Regions from separate parts of the Homo sapiens genome. Here region 1 is linked to region 2. The links are chromatin loops, found by intact Hi-C in ENCODE. Cell type or tissue: heart right ventricle. All regions are shown on one strand.

Region 1 (2,500 bases), 150 kb after region 2:
GGGCGTGGTGGCATGCACCTGTGGTCCCAGCTACTCAGGAGGCTGAGACAGGAGAATCTCTTGAACCTGAGAGGCGGAGGCTGCAGTGAGCCAAGATTGCATCACTGCCCTCCAGCCTAGGCAACAGAGTGAGACGCCATCTCAAAAAATAAAAAAAAAGTAAATTTTTTTTAAGTAGTAGAATCAAGATTTAACTCTAGTTCTGTCTCACTCCACAGCTACTTCTTGATAAGTTTTCTGTTTTCCTTTAAAAATAAATACTTTATGTATCCCCCCAATTAAATTTTCCCATGAATCATTATATAACATTTAAAAAAATACTTCCCATCCACAAACATAATAAAGTATAACTATCTTTATAGATGAGATATGCTTTAATAAAATTAGCTATAAAGCAGATGTTATTTGTCTAGATTTTTTCCTAATTAAAAATTAGCTGCATTTATACTAAGAGGAAAATTTTAATTAAAAAATGTTTTTTGGAAAGGTAAAAATCAGCATACCTAGTGGATCACAATACAGGTGGTACAACCTTCCTGGGGGTATTTGGAAATATGCCGGGTTTTTTCATTGTCACTGGAACCTGGGGATGCTACTGGATTTAGTGGTAGGGGTCAGAGATGCTATATGTCTTAGGTGCTCAGAGCTCTCCAGCACAACAAAGAGTTGTCCCACCCGCAAAGCCAACAGAATTGCCATTGAGAAACACCAACTAAGAGGTAACATTTACAACAGAAGAAAGAAAAGGGAAAAAGGTTTGTCTGACTCAGACTTGTTGGCTGAAGAGTTACTCAGGGGGAAAGAAACATTATTCTAGAAGGGAAGCAGCCACTAGACATCTAGAAGGGAAGCAGCCACTAGACATCATTCTTGTGTTTGTTTTAGACAGTACTTCTTTCTAAGACCAGGGAAACTAACACATTAAGTCTGGCACCTAGAAGCTGTCCACAAATGGTAGTTACCAGTAGTATTAGTGCCTCTAGGGCCAAACACAGCAAAGACAGATGAAGGAGTATCTACAAGCATACGGAGTTTAGACAAGATGAGAAGTGGGAAACAATGGTTTTCTTGATGAGAGAGAACGCCCCCTGGTGGAGTGGTCAGATTCCAGCAAGAACACAACAGAACTGACTTGTTCCTAGCAAGTGTTGAACTCAATACCTTTAGTTAGACCCTTACTCCTTTACTCTTCTTCCTATCATCTAATCCATACTTAGGGGAGAAATCCTTCAAAGTTCTCCATACAGTAGGACTAAAGTGAAGGTGGGCAAAGCCCCAAGGGGGCAGTTAGAAAATACTGCAAGTGGTACTGCCAAGAGAAATTACTTAACATCTCCCTTGGCTAACTGCCGGTGGTGGTAGCAAGACCAGCAATATCTAAAGCAGAAGCAGGGAGGCTCCCAGCTCAGAGCTTGTGATGGTCAGGACGAGTAAAGGGCAAATGTGGTAGTAAGAGTTCAAGTCACGACACTTGTCCTTGCCTGGGGTGTCATATAAAAAGCAAAATGGCATGGGAGAAAAGACACTGGGAGAAGTAGGGCTGGAGTGCTTCTGGATGTGCTAAGTGGCACTTACAACTAATGAAAGGAGAACAAAATTAAAGTTTGATTCATAAGTAGGCCTTTGATGATAGGAACAAATGCATAATCTCAGCTGATGATAATTATGCAGGAGACAAACACTGTTTGCAATACTCCTTCTTAAAAGGCCAAGGCCATTATTCAGGATTTTGAAAAGGAATTCTAACAGGCCAAGATGGTAAGGCAGTAAGTAATACTTGCAACCTGGGATTCCAATATGAAGAAGAGAGCCTTTTCTTTTGTGTCCATTCATATAGCTACTTTTATTAAATGCCAGCTTGCACAGAGAGACAAAAAGTGTATTAAAGAGACATTACCTTTCATGTTTGCAACACACTCGCTGTTATTCACCAAGGTAGAATATGGTTGTTCATTCTGAGGCAAGACTCCTGCAGCCATGGTAGTCTGTTGGAAAAAAAATTATTTTTTGAAAGTTTGCCTTGGGACAGTCATTTATTAATCACCCAAAATATGGCTAGACCTTTGTTATCCAATGCTGCAGTCACTGGCCAAGTGGCAGATACTTGAAATATGGCTAGTCAGGTTGAGATGTGCTGTTAAGTGTAAAATACACACAAGATGCTGAAAATTTAACACAAAAAATACAATGTAAAATACCTCAATAATTTTTACATTAATTACACATGCTAAATTTCATGGCTAACAGATTATTGTATTGCTCAAATGATACAGTTTCCATTGAGAAAAGTTAATTAAATCTTCTTAGATGTCAAAAAACCAAAAATTATACTTATTAAGTTATTTCTATGTGCCAGACACCAGTATTAAGTCACTTTTTTCTAAAAAGAACTCTACGAAGTAGCTATCATCCCCTATTTTAAAGGGGTAGAAGTCATGTCAGTAGGATTAACACACACTAAGTAGTAGGGTGGTAGTTAATCCCATCTTTCAGCTTCCAG
Region 2 (2,500 bases):
GGCAATGTTCTACATCATGATCGTGGTGGTGGTTACAGAACTATACACATTTGTCAAACTGTACACTTAAAATAGTGAATTTTTATATGTAGATTGTATCTTTAAAAGCTGATTTTTAAAAAAGATATTCTTTATCTATCAAAATTACATAGGCACATATCCTTGGGCCCAACAACTCCATTTCAAGAAACTATTCTTGAATAGTATACCCGTATAGTCTATGGATATACTTGCACATGTAAAAATAATATGTGGGGCTGGGCATGGTGGCTCATGCCTGTAATCCCAACATTTTGGGAGGCCAAGGAGGGGAGATTGCTTGAGCCCAGGAGTTTGAGAGTAGCCTAGGCAACATGGTGAAACTGTCTCTACATAAAATACCAAAAATTAGCCACGTGTGGTGGCTCATGCCTGTATCCCAACTACCCAGGAGGCTGAGGTGGGAGGATCCCTTGAGCTTAGGAGGTCGAGGCTGCAGTGAGCTGTGATCACGCTGTTGTAGGACAAACCAGGTTCTTGTCACACGACCAGGAACGATTAGGCTCACAGACACTTTGAAGGGTGAGGGGGAATGGAATTTATTGGGCAGAAAGGAAAAACAACTCAGTAAAGTGAGATGGAGTCCTGCTAACAGGCTCTCCACCTGACTGATTGAATCCCAGGTTACCACACAGGAACAGCAGAGGCCAGGCCCCTCCTGCTACAAACGGTGTTAACTTCCCGAGGCCCCACCCAGTCCTCCCAGTTCGCAGGTGGGCAGTATTCAGAAAGAGTCAGTAGGGCAAAGGGCGGGCTTCATCTGGACCGGCAGTCTGGTTTTTCAGCCTTAAAGGTGGGTGTCGGGGGTCCGAGGGTGGGGGCGTGCCTTGGCTGCCTCCTGTCTCTATCAACGCCACTGCACTCCAGCCTTAAGACTCTGTCTCAAAATAATAATAATAAAGTGTACAAGCTTATCACAGCATTACCTGTGATGCCTCACTAAAGGGGAACTGGGTAGTTAGGATTCGTGGGGATGGGAAACTCTGCTTTTGCATTTTGAAACGTGAATGGATTCATTACTTTGTAAAAAAACAAACAAACAAAAAACAACGAAAAAATCCCCAATATTTTCTAGGCAATTGCCTCGGTCTAGGTACGATACTCTGGTGGCTGGGCCAAGGCTGTCCTCACCTCAGGGCAGCTACGAATTTATCACATGACCCCAAGCTGGTGATTTCCCCTTCTCATCTCCACATCTGTGAAAGATTTCCTCATGTTACAGCCTTTTCACTTTCAAATCTCAGGGCATGTAGATAGGCTTCTCTTCCGGGACTTTGCATCCTTTGCTCTGAACTCTAGGTTGAGGGCACCGAAGGGCGGGAAGGATGTAACTTCTGTCTTCATTGACCTCGACGGGGCCAGCCCAGGGTGGATGCCTGAGGAGTTATTTGACAAAGTAACCACCAGATGGCAGCATGGCTCTGTTTCCAGGAAGCCGAGTCTAAGCCATAAACTCTCCAATGAGGAAGCTATCAGCCGCCACATAGTAATGGCTATTTGAGTTCTTGAAATGTGACTTGTCCTAATTAAGACTATTTTCCATGATGTGTTTATGACACACATGGTACTTTGAAGACTTCATATAAAAAAACTCATTAATGTTTTAATATTGATTACATATTATAATGATAATATTTTGAATATATGGGTTGAGTATCTCTTTTCTATGCTTGGGACCAGAAATGTTTCAAATTTCTGATTTTTTGCGGGGGGTGGGGAGCGGGGGGCTTGACACATTAACATTATACTTACTGGTTGAGCATCCTAATCCCAATATCCAAAATCTGAAATGCTCCAGTGAGCATATCCTTTGAGCATCATGTCAATGCCCATTTTGGGTTTTGGTGCATTTTGAATTTTAGACTTTCAGATTAGGAATACTCAACCTCTATTGGGTTAAATAAAATAAATATATTACAATTATTTTCACCTGCTTTTTATTCTTTTTAACGTAATTACCAGAAAACTTAAACTTACACATGCAGCTCACACTACATTTCTACTGGACAGTGTGCTCTTATAAAACCTTCCAGCAGAACCAGCACAGAGCCAAGGAGCTGATGTGCCTGCCTCTGCTACCAGGTGGAAAGTGACATGGCACATGGATGTCACAGAACTTCTTTACCCTTACAACAGAGCCAGTCCCAGAGGGATGGGTCACAGCAAGGGCCTAGAAAGCAACAAGGGAGCTTCTGACCATCCTGACTGCTCCTCCCCTTAGTTGAGTCTCACAGGCACCCACGTGGGAGAATCAGCCCCCATCAGGAGCTAATAGTGCTGGCCACCATGCAGCACTTTACCTGCATTATCTCACTGGCCCCTCACATCAACCCTATTTCAACAAAGCAACTGAGGATCAGAGAAAGGGAGGTGCTGCCCAAGTTCACCCCGTGAATGAGGAGAAACATGACTATCTGCATCTCCTTTGTTTCTTTCTCTGCATCATACTGCTCTCCTGGAG

Evidence for each region. A loop is a pair of places that touch in the nucleus more often than their neighbours do. Peaks named below come from ENCODE experiments on the same cell type or tissue, not always from the same donor. Only the 100,000 strongest peaks of a DNase experiment are listed, where the experiment ranks them.
Region 1: it touches region 2 in a loop (12-fold over the local background); 105 of 110 quality-filtered maps call a loop at or near these places.

What each region holds. Positions count from the first base shown.
Region 1 is chr9:94,064,219-94,066,718 of GRCh38, reverse strand. It overlaps a transcript of PTPDC1 not described here. Among named protein-coding and RNA genes, the nearest start is that of PTPDC1, 19 kb to the left of the region's middle. In heart right ventricle, CTCF peaks have their summits at 881 and 1,088 (motif pointing left); a DNase peak (open chromatin) is centred at 1,088; H3K27ac peaks cover 1,106 bases.
Region 2 is chr9:94,212,633-94,215,132 of GRCh38, reverse strand. All of the region lies in intron 1 of LINC02603 (long intergenic non-protein coding RNA 2603), which reads left to right. Among named protein-coding and RNA genes, the nearest start is that of MIRLET7D, 35 kb to the right of the region's middle. RefSeq lists an enhancer at 2,172-2,500. In heart right ventricle, a CTCF peak has its summit at 1,434 (motif pointing right); a DNase peak (open chromatin) is centred at 1,432.